Regions from separate parts of the Homo sapiens genome. Here region 1 is linked to region 2. The links are chromatin loops, found by intact Hi-C in ENCODE. Cell type or tissue: IMR-90. All regions are shown on one strand.

What was found. Hi-C counts contacts between places; a loop is a spot of excess contacts. Peaks named below come from ENCODE experiments on the same cell type or tissue, not always from the same donor. Only the 100,000 strongest peaks of a DNase experiment are listed, where the experiment ranks them.
Region 1: a loop joins it to region 2, with 4 times the contacts of the local background. A loop is called at or near these places in 2 of 110 quality-filtered maps.

Annotation. Positions count from the first base shown.
Region 1 is chr7:35,533,454-35,541,453 of GRCh38, forward strand. No RefSeq gene overlaps it. Among named protein-coding and RNA genes, the nearest start is that of HERPUD2, 160 kb to the right of the region's middle. RefSeq lists a silencer at 4,090-4,159. In IMR-90, a CTCF peak has its summit at 4,149 (motif pointing left); no DNase peak of the experiment used is centred here; H3K4me3 peaks cover 183 bases; H3K27me3 peaks cover 1,453 bases.
Region 2 is chr7:34,755,152-34,763,151 of GRCh38, forward strand. All of the region lies in intron 2 of NPSR1 (neuropeptide S receptor 1), which reads left to right. It overlaps NPSR1-AS1 (NPSR1 antisense RNA 1), which reads right to left and starts at 3,121. Exons shown (of 4, transcript NR_033665.1): 1 at 2,923-3,121. In IMR-90, a CTCF peak has its summit at 4,571; no DNase peak of the experiment used is centred here.

The DNA of each region.
Region 1 (8,000 bases), 780 kb after region 2:
GGTGATCTTTTAAAACACTGATTCTGAATGGGGGAAAGGGCGCAGAATAGCCAGCTCCCAGGTTATTCCCAGTCCAGCAGCAGCACACTGCCAGGAGCAAGGCCAAACACAGCATGGTGACTGCGGTTAATAACAATGCATTGTATACTTAAAAATTGCTGAGAGAGTAGATTGTAAGTATTCTCACCACTAAAAAAGGAGTATGTGAGGCAATGCCTATGTTAATTAGCTTTATTAAGCCATTTCACAATGTATACATATTTTATTTTTTAGGTTACAGTCTAGCTTCAGGAGGTACACATGCAGGTTTGTTACAAAGGTATATTGTGTGATGCTGAGATTTGGAGTATAATTGATCCCATCACCCAGGTAGTGAGCATAGTATCAATGGGTTGTTTTCCAACCCTTGCCTGCCCCCCATCTCCCCTGTTTTGTACTCCAGTGTTTGTTGTTCTCATCTTTATGTCCTTGTGATATGGTTTGGCTCTGTGTCCCCACCCAAATCTCATCTCAAATTGTAATCCCACGTGTCAGGAGAGGGGCCTGATGGGAGGTGACTGAATAGTGGTGGCAGACTTCCCCTTGCTGATCTCATGATAGTGAATGAGATTTCACAAGATCTGGTTTTTTGAAAGTGTGAGGCACTTCCCCCTTTGTTCTGTCTTTCTCCTGCCACCACGTGAAGATGCGCTTGCTTTACTTTCATCCTCTGCCATGACTCTTACAGTCACTGAGGCCTCCCAGTCATGCTCCCTGTTAAGCCTGTGGAACTGTGAGTCAATTAAACTTCTTTACTGGCCGGGTGCAGTGGCTCACGCCTGTAATCTCAGCACTTTGGGAGGACGAGGCAGGCAGATCACCTGAGGTCAGGAATTCAAGACTGGCCTGGCCAACATGGTGAAACCCCGTCTCTACTAAAAATACAAAAAAAAAATTAGCTAAGCATGGTGATGGGCACCTGTAATCTCAGCTACTCGGGAAGCTGAGGCAGGAAAATCTCTTGAACCCAGGAGGCGGAGGTTGCAGTGAGCCGAGATCTTGCATTGCACTCCAGCGTAGGCAAGAAGAGTGAAACTCCGTCCCAGAAAAAAAAAAAAAAAAAAAAAACTTTTCTTCATAAATTACCCAGTCTCAGGTAATTCTTTGTAGCAGTGTGAGAACAGACTAATACACCATGTGTGCCCAATGTTTAGCTTATGAGTGAGAACATGCGGTATTTGGTTTTCTGTTTCTGCATTAGTTCACTTAGGATAATAGCCTCTAGCTGCATCCATGTTGCTGCAAAGGACATGATTTTGTTCTTGTTTGTAGCTGTATAGCATCCTATAGTGGACAATGTATACATATTTTGAAATATCAAGTGGTATACCATAAATATACACAATTTTTATTTTTAATGAAAAATAACTACTTTCTAAAAGGCCTAAAGTGCTACACTACAAAAAGGTGTGAGTGTGCTCCAACAGATCAGATCCATTGAGTATAATAGATACACTAGGTGAGGCAACTCTGAGTGGTGAGAAAGGGTGAAGAGCCCTTCCCAGGGGATGTGGAAAGCAAGGGGACCTGTGGCATTAAATACATGGTATTTGCAAGCAGAGATGGGGCTCCAAGGTGGGTCTCACCATTGGCTATTCATTAAAACCCTCCAGGGTAGGTTAAAAATTATGGCCCCACTCCAGTGATCATGATTTAACAGATCTCAGGTGCCCGGGCATAGAAAGTTTTGTTTTGCTTGTTTTTTGTTTGTTTGTTTTGAGATGGAGTTTCACTCTTGTCACCCAGGCTGGAGTGCAGTGGCACCATCTCGGCTCACTGCAAGCTCCGCCTCCCAGGTTCAAGCGATTCTCCTGCCTCAGCCTCCTGAGTAGCTGGGATTACAGGCGCACGCCACCACGACTGGCTAATTTTTTTGTGTGTTTAGTAGAGATGGGGTTTTGCAATGTTGGGCAGGCTGGTCTCGAACTCCTGACCTCAGGTGATCCACCTCCCTCGGCCTCCCAAAGTGCTGGGAATACAGGTGTCAGCCACCATGGCCAGTCAAAAATTTTTAGAAAACCTTTCTGGATAATTCTAATGCACACCCAGAGTTGACAACAGGTGTCCTGCACTGATTCTCACCTGTGTGTTCCGAGCTGGCAAGCTGAGATGCAGGTGTCCTTCGTGATGGGCTGTCTCCTTACTCTGCCTGCAAGGACTGAAGCTCAGCAGGGGTGAGAGTGATTTTCTTTACCCCACAGGGAGATTGGGCTGTGCGGCGCCACCCCCAGTCATGCCATCACGCAGCATGGGGCAGCCTTTCCTTTCATCATGCATTCTTGCAGCTGGCAAGGAATTTGGGACCCATAAGGCAGCAGTCAGCCCAAACCAAGGCCCGCAAGGGCCCTGTGACCTCCCTGCAGTCACTTTGCCAGGAAACAAACACACCAGGAGTGAGGTGAAGGCCCAGTACCTCCCAGACCAAGGCTCCCTCTAGGAAACCTGTGAGAACATACTTTTGACCATCAGGTGCAGATGTCCCCAGGCCCTCTCCAGGGGAAGAAAGGATTCTGTGGCCTCCATCCGTCTCACTAGAGCAGCGCTGAAGGGAGAAGGGGAAGGGAGCCGGGAGCTGCTTGATTAGCTCCTATACACCATGCACCTGGTCGGAAGCCATCCCAAGTACCATCTCTTCTAATCCTCACAGCATATGGGGACACCATGGTCTTGAGTGGTGGGTCTGGTTGTACCCATCTCCCCTGCTGGGCCCCCAGGGGGCCTCTCCAATGTAAGGGTAAAGAGTCCAGGCAAGAAGCTGGGTTTCCATTTCTGTTTGGAGACACCACTGGGTGGGCCAAGTTCTGAGGCCCACCAAGGACTGACAGCACCAGCCAGGGGCTCCCCTCCAACCTCCACCCCAAGACACACAGGAGCTTGATTCTATTTCACCAACCAAGGGCTCCTCCTACCCAAATCCACGTTCTAGTTACAGATAGCAGAGTCCACTAGAGGGTCATGAATCACTCCTATTATTTGCAGTTCTGAAACCAATCAGTCTAAAAGGTCAGCCATCCCTCGCATTGAGCACACTCTCATAGTTAGGCCACAGCAACCTGGGGACTCTGGCCCTGGCCCTTTGACCTGCCGCAGTGACTGCCTGTGTGCCAGTGGGAGATGGGACACAGAACAACCTTCTAGACAACAGGGCGCTGCTCCCAGTGGCTGCACGGCCCAAACCCATGACTGAAATCAGAAGAGAAGCCAAGTCCAGGACAAGAAATCCTCCCTATTGCCAAGCCAAACACGACGTCGTGGCAGCTAAGGCCTCGGCAGCACCTTCCCAAACTGTGGAGAAGGAAGCAGAGCCGCTCTCTCCCGTGAGATGTCAGACTCTCCCAGGCCACCAAAGGAAAGTCTAGTGGGTGGCACCTTCCCTGCACACCCCGGAGTAAGGGTGGGAACTGCTCATATCCTGGCATGAGTGAATGAGTGAGTGAATGAATGATACTCATTGATCTCTGCTCTGAACTAGGCACTGGGAAGGGGCCTTTTACAGGCTGCCTCAGTAAATCCTCACCGCAAAGTAGATGTAGTCTGGCCCCAAACAAGGCCCAAGGAGGCTGGCTAACCTGCCCATGTCACTCCGATAAGGGGCACATGACAGCCGGGGACCTGCAGGATATGTTAAGGGCCCTAGGCCAAGTGAACCCCCAGAAGGCCAAGGTCATTTCCTCCCAGCCACCGCCTTCTGAACTGGAGGACTGAGACACACCTGGAAAACAAAGCCCACAGACACACCCAAACCCCGAAGGAGAAAGAAGTGCGGACTGGGGACCTGCTTTCAGGACCGCCCAGGCTGACTCTGGGCCCGCGGCAGGGCGGGGCGGGGGGCGGGGGGGCGGAGTTGGGGGATAGGACTCGAGCACCCCCCGGGGCAGAGCATTGCCGGGTGAGCCGCATCCCTGCCTGGAACATATGAGAGGTGCGGGGTGTAGGGGAAGTGGGAGCACGCGGGGGGTCTGGGGAGGGGACAGACCGAAGGCAGAGACCACCGCGACAGACACCTATCGAACTTCACGCTAAGGACTGCTCGTTTTACTGATCCGGACTCAGCCCTTAGCGCTGGGCGGTACCACGCGCCGCCAGTGCGGATCATCTGGGCACTGGCGCCACCTAGTGCTGGCAGCGCGGCAATGGCCCTTTTACCGACTCGCGCGTCTATAGTGCGGCCTCACACAACCTCTGCGGAGTCCATGAGCCCTGGAGAGCACAAGTGGTTTGTTTAAGGATAGGGCAGAAATGGGCCAGGAGCTCAGCCTCCTAATCACCAGTCCTGGGGCCCCTACGGAGCACCTTGGTTCTCAACTGTGTGTGGGCTGCAACACAAGGGACAGGACCTTCCCAGACCAGAGCCACAGTTGCAGGCAGATGGTCTGCTCCCTCCCTCGGCCACCAGCTGTGCCCTCCTTTCATCTTATGAAAAATGTATCCCTAGGTTACAATTGAAAAGAAAATAAAACTTCCAGCAGTATCAGAAATCACAAGCCCTAACTGCAGTTGACACAACTAAATAAGGTTTCAGCAGTAAGATTGCTCCCTGAGGCCTCCGCAAGTCTAAAAATCTGCAAATCATGCACATCCCTGAACTTCTCATTTCACCCTCTTTACCCCTTATTCTGGAACGATGAAGGGGAAACACATGTGCATGGGTGCAATTATCATACAGCAATCTTTGCCTATGTGCTAATTTATAAGACAAGTGAATTGTCCACAAACCGTTGGTCCTTTAGCAATTACTAATGACCAATTGCCAATGGGCCAACACGTTGCCGAGCTGTTGTTCCGGAAGGTGGAAGCTCCCTGCTCTATGCCATGCGGCCCTCTCCTACAATGAGAACCATCAGGCAACCATCCACCCAAGCCTAGGCTCTCAGAACTTGCCTTAGAAGTCACTGCTTGACAGCCATCCTTTCCATAGGAAGGTGAACTGCGATTCCAACCAGTCAGCACATACTCCCTCCGTGGGAACAGACAGCTTGAATCCAGGCAGAGGAACAAGCTTTTGCTGTGCTGTGGTTCTCTGTTGAGGCTAGAGAGACTGGAATGCTCTTTCCCTAGATTTGCCCTCAATCTTCAAGGCCAGCGCCTCCAAGACATCTTCCCTGGCTCGCCCCTGCACAGCATGGTGGCCCCCCCAACCTCTCCTTCCTCCCACAGCACCCTGTAGTAAAATTCAAACAAAGCTTTCTGCTGAAACCTTCGCATGGCTTTCATTGCTCTGACAGAAACCAAAGCCACCCCCGCGGCCCTTCCTGGTCTGGTCTTGCCTCCCAGCCCCTCCCTCACTCCACGGCCTCTTTTCTTCTGCTCTCCAGCCCACCCACCTCCGCTCGGACCCTCGGTTTCACCTCCAAAGAGTCTAGTACACTCTGAGCCCTCAGCCTGAAATGCTCTTCCCTCCTCTGTCCGCCTGGTCACATCTCCTTGGGGAAGCCCTCCCCGACCTCCTTAAAGGGCCAGATCACCCTGTTGGAGGTTCTTTGGGCACCTTCATGGCACATGTTCATGTTCTTACTTGGCCAACATAAGCCCTGCCAGGGTTGAACATTCCAGGTTGGGTTTTGTTCATCTTCTACCCCACAGTTGCTGTGGCATTCCACAAGAATAATAGCCATGTTTATGGGGTACCTGCTCTGAGTTGAACCTTGTGGAAGTGCTTTAACCATGTCCTCTCCCTCATCTCAGAGCAACTGTAAAAGGGAGATCACCCACATTTCACAAAGGAAGACAAAGGGGATGAGTCACAGCTCACAGCTGTGAAGAAGCGGGGCTGGGATTTGAACCCAGGGGTTTCTGATGGCAAAGCCTGTACTCCTAGCTACTACTCTATATACCCTGCCTGTCCATTATAGCACCTGCCTCACCAGTACACTGTACTTACAACACCTCCCTCCAGGGAGCTCCCACCAGACAGAGCCCCTCACACCCTCTGTCCCATCCCCTACACTCTGCACATCACTCAGTGGCTGACACGGTAGAGATTCAGTATATGTCTGTTTGTTGAAACCAGGCCCGATAATATGAAAGCAAGGTTCTTTCTACACAGATGAATAGACTGAATGGCCAAAAACATCATTTGCCAAAGGTATTCTGGGAACAGCACTGTCTTGGGATGTTAATAAATGTGCGTCAAACGTGGGCTTCTATCAGCAGATAAAGGTGAGGAGGTAATCACAGTGAACAGACATCCACAGAGGCCCTGATGGTGGGGATTCTCGTCTTTCAAAGCTAATGTGTATTCAGAGCCCTGTGAGGGGGTTGGGGCAGGTGCCTTTTCCTCAAACAACCGTGATGCCAGAACCTTCTTTTCAGGGGGTCCAGTACCAGACTAGAGTCCCACAGAAACTCTAACCCACGGCACCACTTTTCCCCTCACTTTGTGAAGTGTGGGTGGCTCTGACATCTTCAGGATGGCACTGGTCCTGTGCGTGGCGATGGTAAATCTAATAAATAATTGAATATTCAATAACACTCAACTACAGGGGCTCTATCAAGTTCCAGCTTTTAAGTCTGGTTTATTCAGCCAGAAACAGCATGGCAGCTGCTTCTGCTGCCACCCTTCGTGGCATGGCTTTCCACTTTCTTGGTCTGTGGATCCACATTAGTGACGCAGAAATCCCCATGGGCCTCTTTTCCCAATGATTATGGCCGTAAACGCCTCACTGGAAAGTAAGAACAGGGAGGCTGCTTAAATGAACCACAAGGGAGGAGATACCAAGATGATATCTAGCTTTTTGGTTTTTTTGTTTTTTGTTTCTTTGTTTTTTATCCAAGACGGAGTCTTGCTCTGTCGCCCAGGCTTCCCTCTGAGGGAAGAATCCAAGACAGGACAACATCCATTCTTTCACTCAATATACATTTAGTGAACAAATGACAATTTTTATATTGTTAGTGTTTGCATCCTAGCTTTCTCTCTTTCAGCAGACATTTTTAAGTATTCTGTGTGCAAGATCTGGTGTGTTCATTGTTTTTCATGTCCTTGGTTTTAAGAGTTTAAGAGAATTCAATACAATTTGGGGAATATAAAGAACATCAGCTGGCACAGTGACTCACGCCTGTAATCCCAGCACTTTGGGAGGCCACAGCAGGAGAATCACTTGAGCCCAGGAGTTCAAGAGTAGCCTGGGCAACATAGTGAAACCCCAGGTCTACAAAAAAAAAATACAAAAATTAGCCAGGCATGGCGGCGCATGTCTGTAGTCCCCTCTACTACTTGGGGGGCTGAGGCGGGAGAATCGCTTGAGCCCAGAAGGTGGAGGCTGCAGTGAGCCAAAGTTGCACCACTGCACTCCAGCCTGGGCTACAGAGCAAGACCCCGTCAAAAAAAGAAAAAGAAAAAAGAACGTCAATGATATATCGGGGAATGAAAAGCCAACCAATCAATTGTATTCTCAAAGAGAGTTTGTGAATAAATTGTTTGGACCTCAGGACGTATTTCCTGGAGGAAATCTCAGACCGATCATGATTATAGTAAAATATAATGATAATAACAGATAGTAGAAATAATAATTCAGTGTTTACTATTTGCCTTGAAGTTCATTTTCTCATTCAATCCCTGAAATACTGTTATGAGTTAGCTCCGATGGTCATCTCCATTTTCCAGAGGAAGAAACTGAGGCTTGGAGAGATCAGGTAACTAATTTGAGGTCACATAACTGGTAAGTGGTAGGACACGACTCCAAGTCTGGCCTGTCTATCCAGAACCACATCAGCAAAAGCCTATGCAATGCCAGAGCTGTGCTGACATGTGGCAGGAAGTCACACAGTTATATTATAATTACAACATCTATTACAGGGATGTAACAGCATTTAATAAGCAAGCATTTTTTGTATCTCGAACATTAAAATTTTAGGGGGAGGAGTTTTATTTTGAGAATTTGATTTTCTACTAAAGAAATATTTCTTAACACAGAGTTTACACTTTCTGATTCCTGATTCCTACCATCCTATGCAGTGTTCAT
Region 2 (8,000 bases):
TGCTGGGTCATATGGTAACACTGTGGTTAGCATTCTAAGCAACTACAGTTTTATATTCCCACCAGCAGTGTACAAAGGTTTCAATTCCTCCTCATCCTCACCAACATTTGTTGTTTGGGGATTGTTCATTACAAATACATGAAACAGTGGTTACCAGAGTCAGTCAGGGTGGGAGGGAGGAATGCAGAGATTTAGGTCAAGGATACAAAGTAGCAAATACGTAGAATGATTTAATTCTTTACATAAATAGAACCTTACAGTATGTGTGCTTTTGTTTCTGACTTCTTTTGCTCAGCATTAGATTCAGGAGATTCATCAACATTGCTGCGTATAGTTGCAGACAGTTTACTATCCTTATTGAATGGTGTTCTACTGTGTGAACATACTACAGTTGCTTTTTTCATTCCACTAGTGGTGGGCATTTGGGTCATTTCCAGTTTAGGGCTACTATGAATACTGCTGCCTTGAACAGTCCAGGATACATCATTTTGTGAGCTGCTTATTTTTATTATTTGTGCTACCTGAATTTTGTATTATGTGCAGGTATTACTTTTTTTAAATGTCCTAAAAACACCTTTAAGGGCTTTTAAACTAGGATCAGAAACTTAGCTCCTTCCCTACTGACAAGCAGGCAGAAAAAAAAAATAATAGTAATAGCTAGTATTTACTGAATGCTCATTGAGCCACCTCTTTAGGGAAAAAAATCTTTTCATATATGTTTGCTTTTAATCCTCCAAATTACTCAAAGCCATAGGTATTCTCATTATGCCCATGTTAGACCTGCAGAAACTGAGACCGAAGGAGGTTAAATAACTTGTGCAAAACCATACAACTAGCAAGTAGGGAATCACAGTACAAATACAGGTCTCTGAATATAAAGCCTGTGCATTCACCCTCCAATTACACAGCCTCTGATTACACTCAGCTGGGAGTTCAGGGAGCCTGCTAGACATGGGGAGGAGAAGCTGAAATGAGAGCACCTGAAACTGCCAGCTCAGTCCAGCTCAACAGCTCGGATTGTTCTCCCCACCGCCCCCCTACTTCCTGTCCTAATTAATCAAATGCTCTTGAACATGAAAGAGAGTGAGATTGGATTTTTGTTAAGATGAAAGAAAGGAATCTGTTCCCATCTGGCACCTTCAAAACTCTCCTATTCAAGCCAGCAGGGAGCATTTATGCAACCTACATGGCAGTTTAATAATTCCCCAAGAATGCCAGGAGATTAAGCAATGTCACAACCGATCTGGATCCACCGGCACTTGAGAATAATGGAAAGAGCAGGGGTCTAAGGTCTAGGACAGGGGTCAACCAAATTTCTCTGTAAAGGCCCAGATATTAAATATTTTAGGCTTTGCAGGTCCTATGATCTCTGTGTCAACTACCCAACTCTGGCATTGTAACATGAAAGCAGCCATGAGCAAACAGGCATGGCTGTGTAACTAAAACTTCTTTTATGGCACAGATATTTGAATTTCATATAATTTTCATGTGCCTGGGCATATATTTCTTTTTTAAAAAATATTTTCTAACCAGTAAAATATGTAAAAGTTATTCTTAGTTTGAAAGCTGCACAAAAATGGAGGACAAAGTCTAGCGACCTGAATTCAAATCCTCTCTCTGCCATTTGTTATTTCTGTGGCTTTCGACATATTACTTACATTCACTAAGCTTCATTTCTCTCTTGAGAAAATGAGCAGAGCAGGTGCCATGCATTCAGGGCCTCCCTTGTGGCTGGCACTGAGCCACATGCTTTATATGCTTTACTGAATTAAATCCTACAATAACCACAAAAGGCTGAAATTATATGATTGCCTTCTTCAGATAGTTACGATGATTAAGAAATTATGTCTATAATTGTGCCTGAGCTGGCCTCCATAGTTCATTGAGTTTGATGCTTCCTGTTGTACGCAAAAATTGCCATGTTGGTTCGATGAGAGCATGCCTGCTTTTTCTACTACCTGTGGTGTTTTGAGTACCTATATTTGTATTGCACTTACAGTGAAAATTATCTAATTATATTATTCTATTTAATTACAATTGCATCAAGCTCCAATAAACAATCCAAATTTCACTGAACTGAAAGTTGAGTGCACACTTTGAATAGTCACTCCTTCTGTTAGGTTGGTGCAAAAGTAATTGCCATTACTTTTAGTAGCAAAAACAGCAATTACTTTCGCACCAACCTAATATATATGTGCACAGTAGGCAGTTTGGCTCAGGTACACTTATTCAAAACATTGCATTAAGTAAGATAATACATGTTAAATACCTAGCACACAGCCTGGGATGCAGGTGTCGGCCAGTGTTTGTTCCCCACTTCCTTAGTGACAAAGATTAGGCTTAGCTACTTTTTGGGAAAGGTGAGTGCCACCAGAAAGATGAGGCCAAGGCCTTATCAGACACACTGGAACACAGCCTTCCCAAGGAATAAATCCAGAATATTTTGTGTATGAGTTCTGGCTCTGAAGCCCAGCCTGTTCTTACACTGACCCCCCAGTTTCTGCCTTGATCAGCCACCCACTAGGCTGGGCATTGCTTCCTCTCACTCTGCTATCTAGTGACCCAACCTCGGCCCAACCCTCCAGCTTTCTTCTGGCCATGCGACTGTTCTGCTAGTCTGCTCCGCATATCTGCTCCTACCTTCCGATGCCTCCTCTGAGCTTTGGCTCCACTCCCCACTCAGCACAAACAACTTACTTTGCCCCAGTATGGGGTACAACAGCTCAGACTCTTCTAGAGGTCTAATCCTGGACACCTCGTTTGCTTTATAAGCACAATCTGGAAAGAAGAGTTTCATTGCTCAGAGCCCCTCAGGAAGCAGAAGAGGAGAGTGGTGAAGAGAGCATTCATCCTCTGGAATGACCATAACTGGTGTTTCAATCCCAGCTCCCCTCCATACTAATACTTGGGTGAGTTACTCACCAGGTCTATGCTTCAGTTTCTTCATCTGTAAAATGGAGGTTGTAAAAATATCATCTACCCCATAGGGTTATGGTGATGATTAAATTAGTTCTTCTATAGAAAGTGCCTGCAGCAGTGGTTAGCATGTGGTAGGCACTTTGTATGTGTTATCTGTTATGTCTGTTTGCTCTTACTAACATCTATATTTCTGAGTCCTAGACCTCCCCAGAGAGTGTGAAGTTCATGGTGTTTCATGGGAACAGATGTAAGCCCACTTGCTGAATCTCTCTCTGAGCTAATAATTAACAAATACATTGCACAGTAGCTTACCAGGAAAGCCTATACTGGTCTGAACAAGAAGAAACTTGCTGAACAATTCTAAAGCTCACTTCTCAATATAACAGCAGCCCTTGCTCAACATGTTGCCCATATCTTCAGTACCGTGCAGAGGTCACAGCCATCATATTCTGCCAGCTCTTCCCCTATGGGTTGAGCAACCATATGTGTCTTCCCAACCAGGACATTTTTCATTTTTAGCTTCTTGTTTTGACATAATTTCAGGTTTACAGAAAATCTTCAAGAGTAGTACAAATACCCCCATGTACCCTGTACACATATTCCTGAAATGTTAATATTTTTCATATTTGCTTTATCATTTCCTCTATCAGTCTATCTATAATACCTACCTATCTACCTATCCATCCATCTAAAAATGTCCCAGGTAATCAGCAAACCTGCTTTAAATGTCACCAATTATCCCAAGAACATCCTTTTTAGCACAAAAAACCCCGAATCATGTATTGTATTCAGTTGCCATGTACGTTTAGTGTTCTTTAACTTAGAACAGTTCCTTGGTCTTTCTTTGTATCTTATGACATCAACATTTTTAAATAGCATAGGTTAGATATTTTGTGGAGTTTCTCTCACTTTGGGTTTGTGTGATGTTTCCTTCTGAATAGATTAAGGTTATGTGCTTTTGAGAGTTATACACCAGGAATGATGCTATGTTCCTCTTAGTATATAGTATCAGCAGACACAGTATATCAATTTGTCCCATTACTAGTGATGTTATTGTCAGATTTCTCCACTGTAAAGATACTATTTTTCCTTTTGCAACTGACAAGTATTTTAAGAGTACATAGCCATCCTGATACTCCTTAAACTTTCACTCACAGCACTTACCATACAGTGTAGATTCCTGTCTGAATCAATGCTATAAAGGTTTCCAAATGATGATTTTCTAATTTCATTATTTCTTCTATACTTATTAGCAGTCTCTCTACTTTAAGGAAGAAATTTCCCTTCTCTCCCATTTTTAAATTTACATCATAGGTTCTTCTTTTATTCTGTGGGTTATAATTTGTTGCCATAGTTATTTCTTTTTATGCCTAGATTGCTGACTGGGGTCAGCAAGAGCCCTACAATTTGGTGCGTGTTTCTGTTGACATGTTTCTCAGCATTTTTGGGCATGTCCTCACTTGCCAGCACAACATGATGTTCCAGGCTTATCTTGTCCTTTTCCCAGCCCCAGGCCAGGAATCAGCCATCTCCAATGAGCCAAGTAAAACCATGGCATATTTAAGAGAAAGGGCCACAGGCATAATCATGGCGGGTATAAACTGAAACTGACCTAGAAATGCTGGGTCATATTCCCAATCTACCACTAGATGTCCTTCCACACCTCAATAGTTCTTCACAGGAAGCAGTCCTGGGGCATTTGGAAATGGTGGGATATTTGGAGTTATCACAAAGACTGGGGCAGCAGGGGTTACTTCTGGCATTTAGTAAGCACAGCCCAGGCATGCCAAATTTCCTGCACAGGACCATCTATCCTAACACAGAATTGCCCCATAAGTAGCAATCCTGTTAATAAATAGTGGCCCAATCCCTGAACTAATCTATCTTGTGTTCTAGTCTCTCAAGGATTGGCTTAGTTCTTTTCACCTTATCCGCCATCAGTTAATTTAATCACCACTGTTTCCATAGTGAGAATCTAATATATTAGACTGATCAAGTGTGTTAATCAAATATATTGGATTAGCTGGCATGCATTATAGCAAATAAAATAGCCAGTCTTCATTTTAGATCTAGTTTAAAGAAAGCCTCTACTTCTTATGTGTCAATTTTTGCAGAAAACATTATTCTAGCAAGTTGGCAAGGAGTCTAGGACTTATGTTAAGACACACCATCTCATCCCCAGTTCTTGCAGCTCTCTGTCTAGTTATTGGCCCTATTCATTGCATCAGCACCAACAACAGCTACCCAGGTTTTATAGGGCAAGCATTTTACTAAACATTTTACATAAACTATCTCATTTAACCTTCACAGTAGCCCTATAAATCAGGCATTCTTATTACAATTTTACAAAGAGCCCTGGATTCCGTGTGGTCAGTAGCAAGCCCAAGATAGCACAGCTGTCATGTAGCAGAGCCAACATTCAAAATCCCACAGTCGGGCTCCAGTAGCCATGCTGTGTACTGCCCATGCATGTAAGAACATACCCAACACAATGAAAAATAAGAAATGAAATAGAAAGGGCATGGAAAATATCAAATCATAACTGCAGAGGAAAAAAGTCAAATTTAAGCTTAGAGTTACTGCAAAGTTACTGCAACCCATCATATTTTATTTTGTGCTTCCTAGTTAGTGGCTAAAACTAAGGGCAAAACTGACTAAATATAATTTGTTGTAATCTTGAGGGAAATGCACAGCAAGATGTTTCTTGATCAAGAAAACTGATACTACGGAGCTTTATATTCAGTACTTTGATGAAACAGCACTAAAATGTCCTCAATAACATCTCTACAAAGAATCAGTGATTCTTAGACCTCTAAGAGGAGCCAGTGTGATGCCTAAACATAGGCATGTAGGCTACTTGACAGACAGACTCAGCATAGCAGTCATCATCACGTAGTAATTTCTAGCATCCTAGTAGCTTTCTCACTGGCTTTAGTTTTGAATAAATGGGATTTTTGCTAAGATCTTACATTATGCAACAGAGGCAACCACAAAGACCACCCCTAGAAAATGAAATGATCTTGGGCCCCTTCCTCCCTTACCTCCTGCTTCACACTGCATTCTTTGGGAAGCGGATGCTGAAACAGAGTCAGGTATACAAAAATCTGGGGAGAAGTCACTCCTGTGAAAGCAAAGGGAAGAAGTAAGATTGGGCTGGAGGACCCATCAGAGCCTGACATTAACCTGACAGTCTCTGGCAGCTCAGGAATCCTTTAGGATTTCCATGTTGGGTATAAATGATTAGACTCTTCTACTATAACTTAGTCATTGGTAGAGGTTGTACCAAGAATAGCATGATCCCAGCTAAAAAGCTGAGGCAAACCCTGAGGAATCTAACAGCTGGAGGATGTCAGCAAACCATATACCTCACAGCTGGACAGCAAGGTCTTTCTTGAAGGGGGATCTGAGCAGCATATCTCTATGTCTGCCTCATTTCCCTATGTACAAGCGTGTACCTGATTGCAGCAGAATGAGATGAGAAACAAATATTTTTTTGTTACAATTTACCACTTCCATCTCAGCCTGCTACCCCTTAGCTCTCCTTGGGCAAAGGGAAAAAGACATTTGAAGAGCCTGCCTCTTGGATAAGTGAAAATGGAACTCTCCTCTCCTTCTCTTGGATTTCTAAACATCCCAGATCATTTCTGTGAATTCTTTTTATTAGGAAAATAGCATCCTTTAAAAGAGAAAACAAGTTGTCTATGTCTTATATTCAGAGTCAGTTTGAGCCCCATGTTGTGCAATGATCTTGTGCAATGATAATTACATGCTACCATGCCTCAAGAAATTTCCCCTTAAGTGGAGTGAGGAGGAGAAATAGTGGAGGCTCAATGTCTTGTTTTAAGAAAACACCTGTTATTGCTGAACCTGATGCTTGTGCTTATGAGCACAGGAGTTTTTTGTGGCCCAGCAATAACCAACAACTCAGGTAGGCCAGTTGCCTCATTTAATGAGCTTCTTGGTTTCTGAATACAACAGAGGCAAAGAGAGTAAGTTTTACGAGGACTTGGGTTTCCTTAATTAGACACAAGCTTTTTATTTGGTTGGGGGAACTAATGGAGAAAGGGAGACACTAGCGGCATTTGTAACTTGTTAAGACTAATTGAAAATCTTAGGACCAAAGCTTTCTGTGAAGAGAGTGCTCTAATGAGAATAAATGTGATGATTATTTACCTAATTGAGCAGTAATGACTGAGGTGTGAGCCACTTCCCCAGGATTAATAAAGAGCCGGGGAGTTGACAGTTTAGACCATTAGGCTTAGCTGGTACTTCATCTTGGCGAAGGACACAGTGCCAGAATCATATTAATATTGTAAAATGAGCCCAAAACATAGACATATACTTTTGGAGAAATAATTTTAATTGGCTAAGTACCTGACATCAGGTTGGGCCATTCAGTTTTATCATTAAACAAAGTTTCACACAAGTTCTTCAAGACTTGTGCCATTTACAGTGTTCTCAGCATTCAGTGTTTAAAAAAGAAAAGTAGAAGAGGGACCTTTATCAATATCAAAAATAGTTTTTTGTGCAACCAAAAGCAAGCAAGCTATTATTATATATACACACTCGCTTTAAAAACAACACTAAAGACATTGAGTTGAGCTGGAAGCATTGCATACTCTGAGATACACAGTTGATATTGTTACCCACAGTGTCCCTTCAGGAAAGCCAGAGGTCATCTGCAACACCACAATTAAGGATAAAAGGACCTTATATTATCAGAAATTTCAATGTCTTCATAAAAATTGTGTTTATATTCAATATCTCCCTTATTTAGTGTGACAAATGTTCATGTACGAGTCATCTCAAGAAAAAGAGTTACTCAGCTTGCTACGTATTCATTATTCTATGGCTCTGCTATGCAGGGGAAAGTGCAAACAGCAACTGAGAGAAAGCAGGAATCTAAGACATGGGACTCAACTTGCCCTTTACACAGGGTGAATCCTACACTAGTGACCTTTGTGTTTTAAGGAAGTTTGCAAATATGTTTAATTGGACAACATTTCTTCCTTTATCTAGCAAGCACTGAGTATCTTGCCAGGCACTATGAAAAAAGATAAAACTATAAACATGAGCAAGGC